Regions from separate parts of the Homo sapiens genome. Here region 2 is linked to region 1. A link is a contact called in ENCODE Hi-C or POLR2A ChIA-PET data. All regions are on one chromosome and are shown on one strand. The core of a region is the stretch at or near the end of the contact, and the rest is flanking DNA. Distances in the headings are between cores, read along the strand shown. Region 1 overlaps DDX60 (DExD/H-box helicase 60). Region 2 overlaps PALLD (palladin, cytoskeletal associated protein).

Region 1 (3,275 bases), core at 619-3,118:
TTCCTTCTAAAACCTTAAATATATTCCAAATTCTGTTATGTTAAACATAATAAGACATCCATCATAAGATTGTTGTGATGATTAAAGGAGGTAAAATATGTAAAATTTTTAGAGCACAAAAGTCAACATAATTTGACACGAATATAATTAAATGTAACTCTCAGCTTTCTTTGAAGATAATTTTGATCTTTCCAAGTCTCTTTTGACTTTCTTTTGGAAAAAGCTAAATGCATACCTCCTTAGCTTGACAACCAAGGTCATCTATGACCTGGCCCCAATCTCCTTTCCATTCATTCACTGGGGATATCTTACCTGGCAGCCCTCATGCTATATATTGCTCTTAGAATATTTCAAACCGGATGCCAAATACCAGTCATTCAGATACTGTTCATCTTCCATAATTCTTCAAATGTGAAACCTTTTCTGAATTCTTCTCTGACTTTCTTAGCTAGATGTAATCTTTCTTCTCTCAATAATACCTTGTCTGTGTTTCTAATACGACACCAGCCATGATGAGCTTACTGCTTAAGTTGTTTACATGCATATAGTCTTTACTTACTAGAATAACTCTTTGAAGACAAATTTTGTGTCCTTCATTTCCTAACAAATTGCTATGTATATAAAAGGTACTAAGTGTATGTTAAATAAGAACAGCTAACCTAAATTGAGCACTTACTTCATGTTCTAAAAATTCTACGTTTTTAAACCTCTTTTAACCATTACAACAATCTTATGATAGATGTCTTAATACTATTCCCACTTTACAATGAGGAAAGTGAGGCATAGAGAACTTAACTAACTCAGTGTTGCATCATTAAGTAAATGGTGGGGCCAGGATACAATCTCAAACAAGTTGGCTTCTAAAAGCAAGCTGGCTGATGGTAATTTTCTAATAGGATTTTGTTATGGGAACTTATCTCTTGTGTGACAATGGCCCAATCCAAATTCTAAATAAACCTAAATATGGACAAAATTCTTGTGACTTAACTCATACCCCAAATCTAGAATATGGATGATAACCCACATATAAGAATAAAAGGCACTTTATTCTCTCATTTTTCTTTCTCCCTTCCCTTCCCTTCCCTTCCCTTCCCTTCCCTTCCCTTCCCTTCCCTTCCCTTCCCTTCCTTCCCTCCTTCCCTCCTTCCCTCCCTTCTTTCCTTTATGATATCCAGGAGTTATCTGACATTTTCATCATTATGTGGCATTTTAAAAACAGTATAGTTTTTAAAAATTATTCTGTGTAGGATGGTTCAAGGCAGATTATCTTTAAGCAGCAATGAATATAGTGGTTTGGAGTACTTGCTGAAATTGTCATTTTGGTCCAAGTGCCTTTCCTCTATTTTCAGTAGCTATTAATGGAGTAACTGGAAAGCAATAGAACTGCTACAGTGTGCTGTGACCCCAGATGACTTCTGCAAAGGTCATGCTGTTGTATGAGTCTTCTTAAGATGTCTAGACTTTTGTGGCAGGAATGCAGAATGAACATAAAGACTTAGGTATTAGTAAGTCCGTTTTGACAGCTGCATGGTATAGCATGTGTTTATATAGGACATATCCTAAAGAAGCAGTGATAAAAACCAAAGAGACCTTTCAACTGAGTAAATAATTCCTGGTCTTGTGTAGTCCATTTTTCAGATTAATATGAAAAAATGGAGTGGCAAGAAAAAAACATAATAAACTATGGCAACATAAGAACGGCCATCCACCTGGGTCCTTTCCTCTATAGTTGTAGTATAAAAATGATTTCAGGAGTGGGGGCAGGACCAGTGAGCTGATCTGAATCCAACCATGGTGAGGGATCGCCTTCAATCCATACATGGCTTGTTTCTGGCTAAGGACAGTGTCTTTGGCTTTTGGCCCAATTTTCATGCCACACAGGAACAGCTGCTGACTCCTGGAGAGCTATCAGCCCCAGGAAGTCCTTGAAAGAACTGCTATCTATCTGTTTCTGCTCAGCATAGATCAATGCCTACCGTCACCTATGACATTAGGGACAATGTGGTTTACAAAAATAGCATCATGGTATAATACTATTGTGTTTATAAATAAAGAATGGTACAAATCTGTGACCTTTTATTTCTCTTCATTTTCTGCCTAGACTCACTCAACTTTTGCAGGATCATTAGTCACTGTGTAGTGGAGAACAACTGAATTGGATCCCCAGTATTTAGGCATAGGACTGTTAAACTGATTTAAAAGATTAAGAACTATAAGGGATAATTAGTCAATCATATTGATGGCTGTGGCATTAATCATATGCCAGGCATTTTACTAAGTCTGTTACATATGTTATCTAATATAATTCTCATAAGAAATCTATGTCACAGGCAGAATTATCCTCCATTTTAGAAATGAGGAAGCTCAGACCTCTCTAAAAGGCTAAGAGACTTAAGAAATCATAAGCATTCTAGCTAGCAACCAAAAACAGAAGATTTATATTTTAAAATTATAATAAATCTTGGATTTATTGTATGTTTTTATTTTAGATAGGTCGAATAAGTAACCACTTTCAAGTAATACCTAACAAGAGAGCAAGATGCCAACATTACAAAATAATAGGTGTTTTGTTTTATTTAGTATGTTGATATAATATAGTCCTTAGCATTTAGCTATCTTTCAGTACTCCAACTGAGATGTTAAACGATGATTCCAGGAATTGTTTTACGTTCTATAGTTTTAAAGGTTTGAAGAACATATGTTGATTTTGTCTGCTCTCACTGCAGTCTTTAGGGTGGAAGTAAAAATATTGTATTTTCATTCCTATATTATGGATGAGGAACTAGCATTTACAGGTGCAATTAGAACCAGATCTTCTGATTCATACTCTCCTGTACTTTCCATTCTACCAAACATCATCTCCAGTTTTTTTCAACTGTGTTGTGTTTGGAGTGGCTTTTTTAGCCCCGAAATTTGAAGCCTGAATTTTAAAACATATTAATAGCTATTTACGAAAGCAAGTGCCCTATTGTCAAATTATTTTGGATAAATTTGCATGCTATATTTACTTCTTTGAGGTTTAACATTTCCAGTGAGAAATCCCAAAGAATCCTATTTGATACAATATATATCATTTCTCTCTCTTTTTTCTTTTTTGAAGAATACTCTCTTAGCCCATTCAACAGGCTTCTGTAACAAAAATATCACAAATTGAGAGGCTTTAGAAACAAAGATTTATTTTTCAGAATTCTGGAGGCTGGGAAGTCCAAGGTCAAGGCCCTGGGAGATTTGGTGTCTTGTGGGGGCCTGCTTTCTGGTTCATAGATAAGCTGTCT
Region 2 (3,737 bases), core at 1,178-3,677, 240 kb before region 1:
ATGTTTTATACAAACCAAATTAGGCAGTAAGAAGGGAGAAGCTGAAAATAAATGTAAAAAAGCGGGGATGATTTATAGGTCAGCTCTCAAAAGATGTAAGAAGAAATGAGTTATTATAGGACAAACGGAGTATGAGGTGTTCAGCTTCCAGTAGGAAGGGGGCAGTTCTTTCATTGTTAAAGGAGAGAAGTAACAAAGGGTGTATGTGTGTTGGGGCATGGGGGGCGGTAAGAGAGAAAGGGAGAGAGAGAGAAACATGAGATTCTCTGCAAAATTTGTAATAGAAAGAAAGGAGAGTTCCCAAACTGAGACTTCTGTGCATTGGAGGTTTATGAGGACAGAAGATGATTTGAAATAGCTGTTGTAGAAAAAGGGGGAAGGAAGTTTTGTAAGAAGGATTTATGGGTAGAGGTGAGGGCCTGGTTGAAGTTAGATGTGATGTATTTATAGTGTCATTAATCTGTGTGATTGTGCAATTCTCTCCACCAGAGCTCAGCCATCCAGGTGAAGGTACAGAGATAGATGATCCCAGTTTGACATGCAGGTAAAATGGGAGGGAAGTGGGCAAGGCCATTGAAAATATGGTCAAGGAATAGGTGGCCTTTGACATATATGCTGGGTTGGAATTCATGGGTAGGAGTTTGAATGTAGAGATTGTCTTTGTTTTTTTGAACCAATGTCAGAGTTGAGTAGTTGCAACAGAGACTATATGGCACATGAAGTCTAAAATATTTACCTGCACTTTTACAGGAAAAAATTGCCAACCCCTTCTATAGAACATTAGCTACCTAATGACTTCATATAACACATATAAAGGCAATTAATGATCACGATGATTGATAATGATAATGGCTAATAATGGACTGCTTACCCTGCGGTGGGCATTGTGCCCAGAGTCATCATGTAGATTATTTCATTTAAAACCCTCACAGCAGCCTCTGGTTTAGAAAGGAGGAAATGGAGGCAGAAAATCTGAGTGGGAGAACCAAGGTTTAAGCCCAGGGAATAACTCCAGAGCTCATGTTCTATGCACTTTACCATCTTACCATTGTAGTTTTCATAATTGAGAATCCTAAGCAATGTATCAAACTAACAAAACTGTGGATCAGAAATCAGAGTTCTGCTATTAATTCAATTGCTTTTTAGTTCCAAATGAACATAATATGATACATTTTAAAACTTCACAAGGAGCATTATATAACAAAGCTTAAAGCAAACTTCTGAATGATGAAAACATTTTCAATTCTTAATGTAGGGAGTGTTTGCTGGAGGCAGATTATCTCACCTGCTTATTAACTCATATTTTGGTTTTAAAGAGGCGCCATCTGACAGGATCCAGTAGTCAGGATTAGGTGTAGCTTTAAAACTGCTTGCACATTGAAAAAGAAAATAATAGTTCTATGGCATATCTGGTTCAGGCTTAATTTGCAAGCCAGTTATTGCCGCGGGAACATGCACGTGGTCTAGGGAAAATGCTCATTCAATGAGGATGAACAAGGGCGGTTTCCAAGCGGGCCAAGTTCACTGGAAAATTGTGCTTCAGAGATTTCCATGTCAGTCAGCACTCCAAAATGAAAAGGTCAAAATCAAAAGGAATGAAACACAATCACAAACATCTCCATCATTTGCCTGAGATTTCATGTTTTCTGTCAAACAGTGCTCTTGGTAATTCTATGCCGGTGTGATAGACACAGAAGATGAAATAGACTAAAAAGACCCACTAATACTGCTGTTAATGAGTGAAGAGGAAATGAGGTAAACACCAACGCCATTAAAGTGGTTCTACTTTAGTAAGTAGCATTGAAAGATTTTGAAATTTTGAAGAATAAAGGATTCTTTGGCATCTTTAAATTGTCCTGTCCCCTGCCTCCTCACTTTTCTCAGAAGGAATCTGAATTTCCTAGAAATTCTTCTGTCTTCTTCTTTTTCTCATCCTTGTCTTATCCATCATCTCCAGCTTTAGCAGTTTAGCTTAATTGTCATTTTCCCTAAAACGCTCATTAGCCACAGCCATTTTTTTTTTTTTTTTGAGTTGGAGTCTTGCTTTGTCGCCCAGGCTGGAGTGCAGTGGCATGATCTCAGTTCACTGCAAGATCCACCTGCCGGGTTCAAGAGATTCTCCTTCCTCAGTCTCCCGAGTAGCTGGGGCTACAGGTGCCTGCCACCACTCCCAGCTGATTTTTGTATTTTTAGTAGAGACAGGGTTTCACCATATTGGCCAGGCTGGTCTTGAACTCCTGACCTTGTGATCTGCCCACCTTAGCCTCCCAAAATGCTGGGATTACAGGTGTGAGCCACCATGCCTGGCCAACCACAACTGTTTTTTAATTTGCTTGAAGTTGCGTAGCATTATGTTCTTCACCATGGAGGAAATGACTCTTCCTTGGCCTCGCCCATCTTACAGTCATGCTTCCTTTCTTCTACTTCCCTTTCCTGGAATAGTAAGTTGAACATGAAATCAACGGAACAACTGCTTAGTTGTGCAAGAGAAGCTTCAAGGAGGACAAAGATGAGGCAGGCGTAGTTATTCTCCTTAAATGATCTTACAATCCAGTAGGAGGGATTAGACAAGAGTAAAAAATAACTCAGTTACAAGGAGGAGCGTGATAATTTCTATTAAAATAGTTTCAACAAATTGCAGTAAGGGATAAAAATGGTAAGAGAGATCATAGGTACAAATTGTGTCACGTCACTCTTTTGGTTTTTATTTTTTTCCTATGATGCTCCCCGGCTGATGAGAAAAGTTCCAAAGCACGATGTGCAGGTTAAACATACCCGTGGACAGCCTGAGCTGATGGAAATGCTCCAGCCTCACCCTCTGTCATCACCAACACACATGCACTCAGGCCTCCCTGGCCCACTCACCATTCCTCAAACAATTCAGATTCTTTCTGGTTTTCACACCTTTGCACTTGCTGCTCCTTTTGCTTAAAATGTGCTTCCTTTCTCTTTTTCTTTTTCTTTTTTTTTTTTTTTGAGATGGAGTCTCGCTCTGTTGCCCAGGCTGGAGTGCAGTGGCTCCATCTTGGCTCACTGCAACCTCCGCCTCCCAGGTTCACACCATTCTCTTGCCTCAGCCTCCTGAGTAGCTGGGACTACAGGCGCCCACCACCATGCCCGGCTAATTTTTGTATTTTTAGTAGAGACAGGGTTTCCCCTTGTTAGCAGGATGGTCTCGATCTCTTGACCTTGTCATCCACCCGCCTTGGCCTCCCAAAGTGCTGGGATTACAGGCATGAGCCACTGCATCCAGCCCTCTTTCTGTTTTTCAAACTCCGGTTCATCCTTGAAAACTTTCTTAAATTTTACCACTTTTTGGTGCTTTCTAACAGTTCCCCAATCAATATAATTTGCTTCTTCTTCCAAGCATGTTACTTTGCATTGCGTTTCTCACAGCAGTCATCATATTAAATTACAAGTATTTGTTTAGAGAATGCTTTCCTCATTCAACTGTGAGCCCAATGGAAGCAGGAGCTGTGACTGGCGTCTTTGTATGGCAAATGCTTAGCACACTGGGTTACAGCAGCTGATGGAGAAAAGCTAAGAAATACCGGGTGTTTGAAATGTGGTTTGAGCCCTGGATAGGATTTGACACACATGTGAACAAAGGCACGAGGCAGGAAATGTTCTGATGACTGATTTGCTTTCAGCCTCCCAGAACCTGCTGCGACATTTCTCTGGGACATGCTCTCTTCAGCTAAGTGTTATTCTGCTCTTTTGAGTGAGGGTCTCATTCT

Evidence for each region. A loop is a pair of places that touch in the nucleus more often than their neighbours do. ChIA-PET counts read pairs that join two places held with the same protein, here RNA polymerase II (POLR2A). Pooled maps may share reads with other maps.
Region 2: a map of heart right ventricle shows a loop between it and region 1 (2.5-fold over the local background). The contact joins two enhancer-like sites. A Hi-C loop is called at or near these places in 6 of 168 maps with a recorded cell type or tissue (Right ventricle myocardium inferior, cardiac septum, heart left ventricle and 1 more) and 6 of 50 pooled maps. POLR2A ChIA-PET finds 5 or more read pairs at or near these places in 2 of 52 experiments (PC-9 and naive thymus-derived CD4-positive, alpha-beta T cell).

What each region holds. Positions count from the first base shown.
Region 1 is chr4:168,263,689-168,266,963 of GRCh38, reverse strand. The region is part of intron 22 of DDX60 (DExD/H-box helicase 60); the gene reads left to right. Among named protein-coding and RNA genes, the nearest start is that of DDX60, 53 kb to the left of the region's middle. Within about 2 kb of position 1,868, at least 4 of the 41 ENCODE cell types and tissues checked have a DNase peak (open chromatin) inside an H3K27ac peak, as active enhancers do.
Region 2 is chr4:168,502,886-168,506,622 of GRCh38, reverse strand. All of the region lies in intron 1 of PALLD (palladin, cytoskeletal associated protein), which reads right to left. The region is part of intron 1 of LOC107986198 (a long non-coding RNA gene); the gene reads left to right. Among named protein-coding and RNA genes, the nearest start is that of PALLD, 7.7 kb to the right of the region's middle. Within about 2 kb of position 2,427, at least 4 of the 41 ENCODE cell types and tissues checked have a DNase peak (open chromatin) inside an H3K27ac peak, as active enhancers do.